2 separate regions of the Mus musculus genome follow, and region 1 is linked to region 2. The links are chromatin contacts, found by POLR2A ChIA-PET in ENCODE. All regions are on one chromosome and are shown on one strand. Each heading gives the region's core, a stretch centred on a gene start or an enhancer-like site at or near the end of the contact. The rest is flanking DNA. Distances are from core to core; before and after follow the strand shown. Region 1 holds the start of Txn1 (thioredoxin 1). Region 2 holds the start of D630039A03Rik (RIKEN cDNA D630039A03 gene).

What was found. ChIA-PET counts read pairs that join two places held with the same protein, here RNA polymerase II (POLR2A).
Region 1: POLR2A ChIA-PET joins it to region 2 with 138 read pairs in embryonic stem cell. The contact joins the promoter of Txn1 here to the promoter of D630039A03Rik in region 2. POLR2A ChIA-PET finds 5 or more read pairs at or near these places in 5 of 5 experiments (Patski and embryonic stem cell).

Annotation. Positions count from the first base shown.
Region 1 is chr4:57,954,450-57,961,115 of GRCm38, reverse strand. It overlaps Txn1 (thioredoxin 1), which reads left to right and starts at 4,705. Exons shown (of 5, transcript NM_011660.3): 1 at 4,705-4,929. The coding sequence starts at 4,906. It overlaps Gm35344 (a long non-coding RNA gene), which reads right to left and starts at 4,673. Exons shown (of 3, transcript XR_881303.3): 1 at 3,604-4,673.
Region 2 is chr4:57,911,248-57,918,569 of GRCm38, reverse strand. D630039A03Rik (RIKEN cDNA D630039A03 gene) reads left to right here and starts at 2,306. Exons shown (of 2, transcript NM_178727.2): 1 at 2,306-2,973. The coding sequence starts at 2,775. It overlaps Gm42293 (a long non-coding RNA gene), which reads right to left and starts at 2,062. Exons shown (of 5, transcript XR_881308.3): 1 at 1,833-2,062; 2 at 836-1,015; 3 at 496-572; 4 at 277-365; 5 at 150-172.

The DNA.
Region 1 (6,666 bases), core at 3,456-5,955, 40 kb before region 2:
ATGTTATTAATTATTGATGGTATAATTTGTGCCTGTAATAAAATATATCCACTTGAATGCATTTTTCCTTGAGCTGTAGAAAATACATAGGCCTATATTACCAGCTGTTTCTCTGTTCCTCTCTGTGGTTCCCAACCTGAACAATAGAGATTTTGCATTGTACCTATAGACTGACCTATTTTACAACTTCCTATAAATAGCTCTTAAAAGCTTCAACGTCTGGCATCTTCCACTCAACATATATGAATGTTCATCTCTGACTGTGTATGTAATAAGCAGCTCACTCCTTTTTGTTGTTAAGTATTCGACCCTGAGGATATATCACCTTTATTATTGTTTCATTTAATGGTGGAAATTTGAGTTGTTTGGGACTCTGATGAGCAAGGTATTAGGAATATTCGTAGGCAGTTCTTTGTGTGACTACATTCCAAGTTCTTTTAGGTAAAATCTAGAATTAGGATTACCATGTCACGTGGCAAATGTGTGTTTTGCTTCATTTGAAAACAAAAACAAATGCATGTGAAAAACTGTTTCCCAACATAGTTATGATAGCTCACATTCCCATCAGTAATGTGTGAATACCAGCTAGTCCACAATTAGTGTGTGTGTGTGGGGGGGGGGTGATTCTCTCCCTCTACCTAAAATTTAACCTAGTCTACTGAATGTATATGAAATCTCAATGTGGCTTTAATTTGAAATTGCTTGATGGCTAATGATATTGAGCAGCTTTCTGATCAATGCATATTAACTACACACACACACACACACACACACACACACACACACACGGCTCCTCCCCCCAACACACAGACACACACACAAGAAATGTATGTCAAGCTTTTACTTGCTGCTTGTCTTACTGAGTTGTAAGAGGCCATTACATATTCTGGATTAAAGTCTTGTTAGATGCATATATTGATCAGTCTTCCCTACTGTGTGATTTGCCTTGTCACTTGTTTTTAGACAAGGACCAATAGTTATTAGTTTAAATAATCCATGTTAGTTTCATTTTCTTGATATGACAATTTCCCACTGGAATATATATCCTTTCACAGATCTCTGCAAGACTTTTCACAGCTCTCTGTTAGATAGAAAGCACCCTCTCTCTCTCTCCCTCTCTCTCCCTCTCTCTCTCTCTCTCTCTCTCTCTCTCTCTCTCTCTCTCTCTCTCCTCTCTGCCCCTGTGTGTGTGTACACATTTCTGTCTAGGTGCATGTACATGTAATTTTCACCTTAAAATAGTTAGCATTACTAAGAATAGGCACATGCCTTTAATCCCAGCACTCAGGAGGCATGAGTAGGCAGATCTCTGTAAATTTGAGGCCAGCCTGGTCTACATAGCTAAGGAGGATTGCATAGTAAGACTATGTCTCAAGAAAAAGAAAGAGGAAAAAATAAAATAAAATAAAATAAAATACTTAACCCTGAAAGTATGCTATCTTAGGTGTAAATTAGTTTTAACATCTAAAGAGTTAACATTTAAAGTACCATAAATGGAGTTTATAACCCAGTATATTAGGTTTCTTTTCTTTTTTTTTTTTTTTACTGGTGACCCAAGAAGTGCTAACGGACCTATGGAAGAGCTTGACAATGGTGCTGGTGTCCTCTGAACAGAGCCTATGAATCACCTCCTCGAACTTTCACCCCTACCCCTATCCCTGTTTAACGGGAAGGATAATATCTGCAGACTCAGGGCCACTGAAAGGAACAGCAAGACACGCCCAGCTCCTTCGGGCAGCAATGATCGTCTCTACACGTCTGTTTGTTACTCTTCCTTCTACCCCGCTCTATGTTACTTTCTGATTCAGTTTATGTCACTTCCCATTTACCTTCAACCCAACTGTACTGCTAGACAAGTTTTTAAATTTCACTTATGCTGGACTCTTGATAAAAACCTCAAGGTCAAGGTTGATCCAACTGTAATGGACCTGACGGGCTGTTTTGCCAAATCCAGATTCCAATGCTCTCTGTCTTAAAAGGCCATGCTTCTCTGAGTCTATCTCAGAGTGGCTGAGGACTCTGCTGTGTCACCTAGCTCCCTTACTGTGCCGTGAAACCTGAGAATCACGAGAGGAAGACCAGTTCCACAATTTTTGAGCCAAATTTGAAGCAAGCTTTAATTAAATGTTGGCCAGGAGGATAGACTCTGGCCAGGACCATTCTGAGATTCCCAGAATACAGCAAGGAGTTCCCTTTGCAGAGGCATAAAAAAGCAAACCCATAAGACCACCATATTTCCCAACAGGTTCAATCTGGAGCAAGCATATTTCCTGCAGAGAAACTGAAGCCTGGGCTGCCTTTCGGTGAGAGAAACATCCCACCAGACACCGACAATTAAGATAGATGGTGTTCCTGTAATGGATAGCTTTAGGACCCGGAAATTTGTTCCTATTTAAATCCATTTGAGCTAGATTTCGTTGCAAATGGGAATAATGGAGTCAATTCCTCAAAGGAAAGACTTCACATCCTCCCCTCTTGCCCCGAATTGGTCTGAACAAATGAATTCTCCATTTCTGGTCTCACAAAATTCCTCTGCACACCACTGTCCAAACAGAATTGTCACTTCCTTACAATTAAAATTCTAAGGACCATTTTCCATGCCGCTATACACAGGGATCTTGCTGAAGGACAGGTTCAGCTCACATCTTTCCACTGTTCAGGAGAAAAAAACAAACAAACAAACATCCCTTTTCCTCTGAGACTCATGTTACAGCATCTGTGGTTTTTAGTTTGGTTTTGTTTTCTTTTTTGCCAACTTCCTGATTACTCAAGACTAACACCTGTTTTATAGTCGCCCCATCCACCCCAGCTCTCTGCCCTCGTCTCAGACAGATGCCGTTCAGTATAACAGCCTGTCGCTGTTCACGTGGTCGGTTCACAGGGTGCTAAGCAGTGGACACATTTCTCAGCTCGTTACACATACAGTATTGTAACTCAAACCTTCAGCATACGGTGGTATTATTTTCATTTCGCAAGGGAACCTGGGGCACAGAAAAGCTAAATAAACTGCCCTAGAGAGACAGAGCTACTTAAGTGGGGATGCAGACAGGAGAGCTGGCAGAGCTGTGAAGAATCTTAACACTCACTCTAACCTCCCAGTTCTTCATTCTCTTATTGTCGATATCCCCCACATTTACCCATGTGTATTGGTACTGTACAGGTGCCAGGGAGTCATGCCTTCCTAGCAGAATCAGTGGACATCTGAGGGTCTGTGGAGAGGTGCCAGCTAAGGGAGGAACCCTTCCAAGTTCTACAGGTCAGTGTTTGACTACCAAAAAGCCAGAAACCTGGAATGTAGCTGGACTGAAAAGACCCGACAGCTGCAAAGAGAATTAATAGATTCTGCTCATCTGCCTGGGGTTCCTCTCTGCCTCAGCTGTCCTAAAGGGAAGGCTACTGCCTTTGGGGCAGCATCCACCCGCAGTCTAGGGCTATGTTCAGAACACTCCCTCTTGTCTACATCCTCACTCATTACTTGAATTCCTCAGCCCTTCAAAAACATCGCACAACTGGTTCTGGTATTTTAAATGTTTTGAACAAGGGAAGCCAGTGGGTAGGGGTAGGGTGGCTGAGACACAGTTTCATTAGCCTCCCGTGCTTCACCTCGATGTAGATTTATCTAGATCGGCTCTCCAAATGCAGGCTTGGTGAGTTCCTCCCAGGATGCTGGCTCTGTCCAGTCTCCACCTCAGCTGCTTCACCAGAACATACAGCGGCACTCTTGGGGCTGCACAAAGCCACCTTAAGAATCTTAGCTTCTTCCACCATGCCCTGTCCTCCTGAACATCACCTCAGTTATCATTGAAGAAGACTCTTCCTGGCGTCCTCTCCCAAGGCGGAAAAATCTCCTCAAAGCCTATACTGTCATTGTAAATACAAGGCAGCCAAACTCAGCAAGGCCCCACAAGGCACCACGCAAGCTTAATTAGCGCTCGCGATGACTATAATTAGAATAATTCATTGAGTGCTTCCTTATGGGCCAAACGCTGTCCTCAGTCAGTTTTCAAGCCCTTAAATCCTTCAAGACAATGCTGGGAGCTAGACTATCCGATCTCTATCATGCCTACATGTGCATGGGGCACAGAACAGGGCTCTAAACGGCTCTGTGCCTCTCCCAGTAGCAGGTTCACCTGTTAAAGTTAAGGAATAGGAGAGAGAGAGGAGAAAGAAGCGGCAAAGAACTACCCAGAAAGTTGGCGAGGACGCGCACTGAGACACTTCCTGGTCATCGTTACTCAGCACTTTGAGTCGAACTGCAGCATGGCCGCCCTAGTCTAAGGATACACCTCTGCCTGGGCAGTCCTAGGGACTGTCCCCAGCCCCAATCTGGAAGTATCTGACTTAGGTCTAGTTTGGGGCATGGGCAGTGTGATTACAGAAGGACTCTACGGTGTGAGAGAGGACCGTGATCTACCCCGGCGCTGTTCGCTGTTAAAGTGCCCTTGAGGCAGCTGGAAGTTGGCTCTTAGGGGTAGCTGCCGCGCGGCGTCTGGAGCCTGGAAAAACCCGAAGCTGCTCCAGGAGCCTGTGCTAGCTCCGCCCCTTATAAACTAAGGTTCTTGTTCGGCAGCTTAGAGTGGGGCGGGGAAGCCAGGAGTGAGGCCAGCGCTAGGACAGTCCCCAGGCTGCACTAGTAGCCGACTCTGGCTCCGCCCCCTGGAAAACCGCCCCACCTCTTGGGGGCGTGGTCTAGGCGCGGCCTGCCCAGGCGCCTTGGCGGACGCGGGAGGCGGGAAGCGCGTCCCCGCCGCGCGTGCCCGTCCGCCCCGCCCTGCTGCGCTCCGCCCTATTTCTATAAAGAGAAGGCGGGCGCCGCACTCGGTTGCAAGCTCCGTTGGGCGCCTTGGATCCATTTCCATCTGGTTCTGCTGAGACGCGTGTGGCTCCCTCCCCGCAACAGCCAAAATGGTGAAGCTGATCGAGAGCAAGGTACGCATGCCCGGGCGCCGCGCACATCCCGCGGTGCTGAAGAGGACACTCTCGGTGTCCCCGCGGGCTTAGCGGCCCAGGGCCTGTGTGCGCCCTCGGCGGTGGAGCATGCCCTGGGGGAGGGGACGAGGGGACCCTGGAACGCCGGGTACGGGAGATGCACTCGTGGGCAGCACCTGAGTCCCCGGAGCTGCACTCCCTACCGCCAGCCCAAATCTGGCGGAGGTGAAGAGATGGACCGGGGTCCTCCTGTGACACTCCCCCCTTCCCGTGCCCCAACTGAATCAGGATTTAGGATCTCTAGGAAAAGATGGAGAGCCGCCACTTCTCGAGTACGCGGTGCCACACGCCGCGCGGGTGTGTTGTACTGCTGGGCTCGGCCTTAGTTTCCCTCCATCAGTGACCTGCCGCCTAGAGGACACAGGCCAGGTCGGTGCATGAGGGTGGGTCTCGGGTCCCAGTTAAGTACCCTCGGATCGGTACCCCAGGTGACTACTAAGGAGAAAGGTCCAGGCCGCGCCCGAGAGACTCCTCCTCCTGCGTCGCAGGGCGTGTTTCCGGCAGCTCTGGCTTTGGAATGACTCAGTCCCCAAAGTCTGGCCCCGGGGCCTCGCAACCTTAAGGTTTCAGTGATTGACCCTCCATAAGTGGGCTTTGCTGGAACCAGGGCTCTCCCCCAGGGAGTAGTCAAGTACAAAGTCCTGCCCTTTGGGAAAAGAAAAATAATACCCAAGGGAAAAACTGTTACCATATTCGAAAGTTACTGAGAACCAAAATATCCTCCAGATTGGGAAACCCAGAGCCTGTTACACTGTAACTATTCGGGGAATATTTATAAAATGAAAAGTGAAAGGAGGTTGGGGGTGGAAATTGATGTGTGAAAGACTGGCTCACCCTTAAACTAGGAAATCCGTGGAAGACAGGTCCGCGCCCTCCAGTTTTGAGCACCTGGTTGGGTCTCAGTACAAAAGTTGGCTCACCCACTACCAGCCATATTAGTCCCAGCACCCAGTTGGATCCTTATCTGTTTAAACTGACCTACTTATGGAACCTTTGCCATTCCAATAGGAGCGGTGTACATTGGTGCCAGGAAACCAGTTACTCGGAAAAAGCTTGGGCCCCAAAAGCCTGCTACCAAGGCTCTGATCGGAGTCGCCCAGAATCAGAAGTTAAACTGAATACACATAAATTTCATGTGATGGGCTTAAGTTGATTAATTAAACTATGTAAAATGTAGCCTTATTTCTGACGACTGTGTGGGTAGTTAAAGGCCCCTGGGGTCAATCTCCACACAGGAGTGGAATAATAGGCTATGATATAATGGCTCAGAAATCAACAGTTGATTTGCCGTGTTTATCTTTAAGAATAAAATTATTCCTTGAACTACACACACACTTTGCTCAGTGCTTCACAGACCACGTGTTAGACCAAGGCGTTGGCTCATGCCTCTAATCCCCAGCGCTCAGGAGGCTGGGCTGTCTCAAAAAAAAAGCAAAGAACACTTTGTTATTTGCTGAATATGGTTTTGTTGTTGGGGCTTTCTGTTTCGGTTTATATTCACATATAGGGGTGGGGCATCCATTGGCAGTGGTCAGAGGACAACTTGAGAGAGTTGGCTCACTTCTACCTTGTGGGTCGTGGGTATTGAACTCAGTTCGTTGGTCTTGGTGGCAGGCACTTTAATGTGCTGAGCCATCTTGCCAGCCCCTGAATTGGGTATGTTTGAGAAAAGAGATG
Region 2 (7,322 bases), core at 1,057-3,556:
ACTTTAATGCATGGTCTCCAGCTGATGACACTGTCTTAAGAGGATATGGAGTTTTCCGGGCAGTGGTGGCATATGCCTTTAAACCCAGCACTCAGGAGACAGAGGCAGAGGCTGTGAGTCCAGCCTGGTCTACACAGTAAGTTCTTGACAGCCAAGGATATGGAATGAGGCCCTGTCTCAAAAACAAACAAACAACAACAAGACAGATTTTTTAAAAAGAGGTTGGGAATTAGTCATGAGTTAGGGGAGGGGATGGCTATTGGAGGCTATACCCACCCTTGGTTCCTGTTCCTCTCTGCTTCTGCCTTAATGTGAACAAAGTCTGCCACATGCTCTTCCACCAGAGCATGGAAGAGAAGGAAGCCCTGAGATAAGAGAGGAGGGGGAAGAAAATAGAGTATAAAGGGGGGCATCTCTATGTGAACATGGTATGCTAATGGGAAACTAACAGAAGGAAAGGCAGGCATGGCATGTACCCATAATCCTAGCACTCACAGTGGGCACGGGAGTCCGATACAGGAGGATAGATAACATTGAGTTCCAGACCAGTTTGGGCTACAAAGTGAAACTGTCTAAAAAGTAAAAGAATTTAAAATTTTTTTAAATTAAAAAAAAAAAGACAAAGAAAATAAGGAAGAAAGGAACTAAGGGAAAGAGGGAAGGAGGGGAGAAGGAGGGAGGGAAGGAGGGAGGGAGAGTGGGAGGGAAGGGAGATGCCTCAGTTGGTTAAGTGCTTGTGTGCAAGCAAGAGGAGCTGAGTGCAGCTCTCCAGCTCAGCATAAAGGCAAGGCCAGGTGACATGAGTCTATAAGGCCAACACTGGGAACATACCCACCTGTAGGTCCTTGGAGCACATTGGCCAGACAGCCTCACCAAACTGGTGCATTTCAAGATCAGCAGAAGACCACCTCAGAATCATGATGCCCACACCTGTGCCATCAACCTTTGACTTCCATGCACACATGCATACACACACATGGGCATGTGTATCCGTACAAATGTGTACATATAACTCCTGAAAGGAAGGGAGGGAGCGAGGGAGGAAGGCAGAGATCAATCTAGGATCACTTCTTGATTCTATATATTCCTAACAATAAAATCTTCCCAATAACAAATTATCTTTTTCAAAACGAATGGCATTTTCAAGTGAGATTTCCCCACAAAGCACCCTGCACCATCTGGCTCCCTCCTGCTGCCAGAAAGATCAAAGACACCCCAACTATAACATCTAAAACTAGTCCCCTGTTGCTCCTCCCCGGTCATCTCTCCCTTCCTTCCTGTTTCCCTGAATGGTACTGTCATGGTCTACCCAACAAAAGCTAAATCTTACCAGCTCAGTTCCAGTTCTCTTGCTGCCATCTTAAATCTGGAGCCTGCAATGTGCCCTACTAGGAAGTAGGTTTATTGCCAATTTAATTAGTTAAATTAAGATGAGGTTATCAGGCTAAGCACTAATCCAGTGACTGGTGTCCTTATAAAAGGGGAAAATTTCAACATGAGAACATTACAACGAGACAAAGGTGAAGTGATTCCTTCATAAAAATGAAGGCCACCAGGCTGCAAAAGCAAGCCAGCAGGAGCTAGTCAAGGTTTATAGAACACTCTCCCACAGGATCGGACTCTGATCACACGTGATCTTGGATTTATAGTCTCTGAAACAAATAGAACAATGTCTGATGTTTAAACCACCCAGTTTGTGAGACTTTGTGATGGCAGCCCCAGTGAACTACCTTGACTACTCTTTGAAGATTTACCCTCCTCCATCCCCTACCCATTGCTCTGCAAGAGTGGCCAGTGGTAAGGATTGCCTTAGGAGAAAGAATCGCACTTACTTGAGTAAGCAGAGCAGAGCAGGGATAGATCACGGCTAGTGTAAGAAGAGGCAGTGTCTGCCATTCGCAGAAATGATAGGGCTGGCAAAAAGGGGGTGAGGGTGCACGTAGCTGTGGGCAAAATAAACACCCACTTGTTACTTAGTTGGAAAAAGCCAAGACCACAAAGGCTGCTCAAATGTCAAAGAGGTGGGGTTGGCGGGAAGCCAGGGCTACCCTGGACTCTGTCTCTATGGCAGACTTTATGCCGGAGTTTTTATCTGAGAGGTGTGCTGGGGGCTGCCTTCAAACCTTAGGGTGACCTTGTACACATCGGAGCCCCAGCTTTTGAAGTTGCAGAAGCTGTTTCTTTTTTTTTGTGGTGGTTGCTCATTAAGCCAGCAGGTTTTGATGACCTGCTAAGTCAAGTTCAAAATCTGTGAACTGAGCAGGCACCTGGCACTCCTCAGACCAGCTCGGCTCTGCCAGGAAACTGGAATCTCACGGTGGCCCTCGGAACGGCTTTCTAAGCTTGACCATCACTCAAGGAAGCCGTCTGGAATAAAAGCTCCCTGGACTGAGAAAGAGCGCAGCAGCTGAGCTGGATCCCTCGCTCGCTCAACTCCTACCTGTGGCTCTTCAACCCTCCCCACCTTCTCCTCCTGCCCACCCCACTCTCTGCTCTTAACCGCTCCTCACTCCATTCTCTCCTTGTCTTTCCGCTGCCCCCTTTTCAGCCCCTCTCCGAATCCTCCTCTTTAGTTAAGAACTAACTGTTCCCCACTCTTCCTCTCCCCACCTCCCCGATCTTGTCCCTTCCGTTTCTCCTTCTCTCTCCCCCCGTATCTTGCCAGCTTCTCTCCTTGCTCCCTGTTCTTCTTCTCTTTCTTTCACGCTACCGTCTACACTTCTTTTCTCCTCCCCTCCCCCTGCCTCAGCCCTCAGTGTTTGCTCTTCTCCCGGATGCGGATGAAAGGGTTGGCCTGCCCGTGCCCTGCTCTACCCAAGTTCTTGGAACTGGGGACCTGCTTAATGGCTGAGGGTTCCAGGACTCAGGCGCCAGGTCAAGGGCCTCCTGTAAACATCCAGTTTCTTCGTGCCCAGTATGAAGGTCTGAGGAAACAGCAGAGGACCCAGGCCCACCTAATGGTGTTCCCTAAAGGTAGGGCTGGGCGTGTGTTGCAGAGGGGGGAACTTCTGTGGGTGGAACCGGGGGGACTGAAAGTCCACGGAGAGGAAGAAAAAAGCTGTTTGCTGACCCAGTCAGCACCGAGCCACGGAAGCTTGATCAGGGTGGCTGTGCCCAGCCTGTTTCTTAGCCAAAGGAACAGAGGCCTCTCTGCCAAGCATTTGGCCAACGGCCACTGTTCCTGGTCTCCGTGTCTATTTTCCCCTAATTCTGATCTGGCTTGACTGGTTGGTCAGGTGAGCAGTCTTGGCACCCTCCTACTAGGCTAAGTAGGATGATGGAGAGTCAGCCTCCTGACTGGATCCACAGGCAAAACAGAGAGAATGGCTTTGCAGAAGAAAGATGGGGAGTCCCAATTTTAGAGCAACTGGCTGAGTCAGGATTCAGGGCTCAAGCAGGCAAAGAGTTCTACATTCTACAGTGATAGGTATCACACCTTAGCACAGAGCGGTTCTGCACAGGCTTGGGACAAAGCCTGAGTTTACCTTCCCCCATGCCCCCTCCAGACTAAACCAAACCAAAGCCGGTGGAAAGATAAAAGATGGGGGGCTGTGGTTAAGATCACAGCGTTGCTCTTGCAGAGAGGATCTGGGGTCCATTCCAGCACCTACATGGTGGCTTGCAACCCTCTCGCTCCAGTTCCAATCCTTTTCTGAACTCCACAGGCACCAGGCATGCATGTGGTGCACATATGTACATGCAGGCAAAAACATTTCTACGTGCAAAAATAAAATTAATCTTGAAAGCCTCTTTTAAAAGGAAGGGGAAACAAGTGTAAAACTTGTCTGTGCTCCTGAATATTCTCATTTGCTTGAAGGAGGACCCTATGCTAAAGGATTTGCAGTCTAGGGCTTTAGCAGAAGGTTTCACTATTTGGCTAGGGGCCACGGACCCCTCCCTCCCTTCCTCCCACCTTCCCTCCTTCTCTTCCCGTGTGTGTGTGTGTGTGTGTGTGTGTGTGTGTGTGTGTGTGTGTGTGTGTGTGTGTGCTTCTCTTTCTCTTTGTCCTGTATGACCATAGACTGGAACTGGAACTGAAAGTTAAAAGGTCCTACTCTGAAGACCTGCCTGGCCTTATGACAACCCCTCCCCTGACTCCCAGCCTCCAGAGCCCTCTCCTGGTAGACTGGAGAGCGAGCGGATGCCTATGTTTTCCTCCCCCTCTTTCCTTGTTCTCTAACTCCTGCAGAGTATCTAATTCAGTAGACTGGTGTGCTTGCCATGCTAAAGGCGGAAGTGAAGTCATCACCAGAGCAGATCATCCCTCATCCCTGGGGCCATGTGGAAGGAAGGCTGCACCTGTGTGCAGAACTGGCTGCATCTGCTCTTCTAGTTCCTCTGATTCTTTTGGATGTATCAAGCTGGGACTCAGAGGGCCTTCCTGATGATGTCATTCCTCCAGTACCATCCCCCCCCCCAACTCTACTTTGTTAGCAATGAGGGCACTAACAAGTGCCAGGTCAGGACTTCCAGCTCAGGATGGATCTGATTTCTGTAGGCAAACAATTCCCTATGCTCTAAAAGTTCACAGTGAACTAGCACATTCCACAAAGTGAAAAAAAAAAAATCCTTGAGAAGGAAGAGGCATCTGTCTGCAGCCGCAGCTTAGAAGCCCTGTTCAGAGAAGAAAGAGACACTGAAAGCATCTCAGTAAAGTGACCGTGGACTCTCTTCTCTGTCTTGGGTGGTTAAATCATTATTGGAAGCCTAGACACAACCCCCCCCCCCCCGCCCCCCAAGCTAAGGAGAACGTTCAGAGAGGAGTCTGTTAGTCAGCTTTACATCTTGAAACAAAGTATCAGACGAGTAAACTTAAATGGAGGAAAGGTTTATTCTGGCTCATGGTTTCAGGACTTTCATTCCAGTTACTTGGACCTGTTGTTTTGGATCTTTGTCAGCACAGACCAGCATGGTAGGAGCATGTGGTGGCAGACAGTGCTGTCCTCCTGGAGGCCAGGAAACAAAAACTAGGGGAAGATGCTGGTATCCCAGTACCCCCTTGGACAGTGTGCCCCTATGATCCAACTTCCTATGAGTAGGCACCTTCCAGATCTTCCACATTCTCTTAAGGATGCTCATCCTAACCCTGGGACCAAGCCTTTAGCAAAGAATTTTTGAGATTTAAGATCTAAATCACAGCAGGGTGTGTGTGTGTGTGTGTGTGTATGGTATTGTGTGTGTGCATGTGTGTATATCCTTGATCCTTGCCATTCTTTTTATGAGGGGGAGGGGGTTGTGGAGACAAAGTTTCTTTGTGTAGCTCTGGCTGTCCTGGAACTTAGCTGTCTGTAGACCAGGCTGACTTCCAACTCCTAGAGATCTGCTTGCTTCTGTCTCCCCAGTGCTGGGATCCAAGGTGTGTGCCATCACCTCCTGGCAACCCTTGCTATTCTTAAATATTAACTCTCACTTCTTCCAAGAGAGAGTTCATGCACTCTCACTAAAGGTTTTGGTTTGGTTTTTGGTTTGGTTTTGCTTTGTTTTGAAATGACACTAAAATTCTCCTAGAACCAAAGCATTAAAAAAAATTATCTTATGTACATTGTTGTTTTGCCTATGTCTGTCTTGTGAAGGTGTCAGATTACCTGGAACTGGAGTTACAGAAAGTTGTGAGCTGCCATATGGGTGCGGGAATAGAATCTGGGTCCTCTGAAAGAGCAGCCAGTGCTCTTAACAACCGAGCCATCTCTCCAGTCCCCTCACTGACGTTTTGACCGTCATTTATGCTTTAGTTTTTCCCTAAAACTGATTAACAGCTGAATTATTTTTTGATCCAAATTGTCATTTTATTCATTTTTTTCTTTTTCTTTTTTTATTAGGTATTTTCCTCGTTTACATTTTCAATGCTATCCCAAAGGTCCCCCATACCCTCCCACCCACTCCCCTACCCACCCACTCCCCCTTTTTGGCCCTGGCGTTCCCCTGTACTGGGGCATATAAAGTTTGCAAGTCCAATGGGCCTCTCTTTGCAGTGATGGCCGACTAGGCCATCTTTTGATACATATGCAGCTAGAGACAAGAGCTCCGGGGTACTGGTTAGTTCATATTGTTGTTCCACCTATAGGGTTGCAGTTCCCTTTAGCTCCTTGGGTACTTTCTCTAGCTCCTCCATTGGGGGCCGTGTGACCCATCCAATAGCTGACTGTGATCATCCACTTCTGTGTTTGCTAGGCCCCAGCATAGTCTCACAAGAGAGAGGTATATCTGGGTCCTTTCAGCAAAATCTTGCTAGTGTATGCAATGGTGTCAGCATTTGGAAGCTGATTATGGGATGGATCCCTGCATATAGCAATCACTAGATGGTCCATCCTTTCGTCACAGCTCCAAATTTTGTCTCTGTAACTCCTTCCATGGGTGTTTTGTTCCCATTTCTAAGAAAGGGTAAAGTGTCCACACTTTGGTCTTCGTTCTTCTTGAATTTCATGCGTTTGGCAAGTTGTATCTTATATCTTGGGTATCCTAAGTTTCTGGGCTAATATCCACTTATCAGTGAGTACATATTGTGCGAGTTCCTTTGTGATTGGGTTACCTCACTCAGGATGATACCCTCCAGGTCCATCCATTTGCCTAGGAATTTCATAAATTCATTTTTTTAATAGCTGAGTAGTATTCCATTGTGTAAATGTACCACATTTTCTGTATCCATTCCTCTGTTGAGGGGCATCTGGGTTCTTTCCAGCTTCTGGCTATTATAAACAAGGCTGCTATGAACATAGTGGAGCATGTGTTCTTCTTACCGGTTGGGACATCTTCTGGATATATGCCCAGGGGAGGTATTGCGGGATCCTCCGGTAGTACTATGTCCAATTTTCTGGGGAACCGCCAGACTGATTTCCAGAGTGGTTGTATAAGCTTGCAATCCCACCAACAATGGGGGAGTGTTCCCTTTTCTCCACATCCTCGCCAGCATCTGCTGTCACCTGAGTTTTTGATCTTAGCCTGAATTATTTTTATTGAAAAAATTATTTCCATACAATATATTTTGATCATTTTTCCTCCTCCCTCAGCTCCAAGCCCTTTCTTTCTCTCTTTAAAACACAAACAAGAAAGCACACATACGAAGAAAAACTCACAGAAACACAAAAGTGGAAACCAACATATATAAGCAAAAGACCAGTAAGACAAAAAAAACCAAAAACCAAAACAAAACAAAAAACCAGCCAAACAAGCAATATGAGAAAAGTCTACATAATTACCACGGATAATTACCATAATTCCTCTGTGTTGGCTATCTACTGCTGGGCCTGGGGCCTACCCAGAAATGTGATTAATAAGGCATCACTGGAAAAGACTTATGTTTTTTTCTATGTACGTGTGTACCC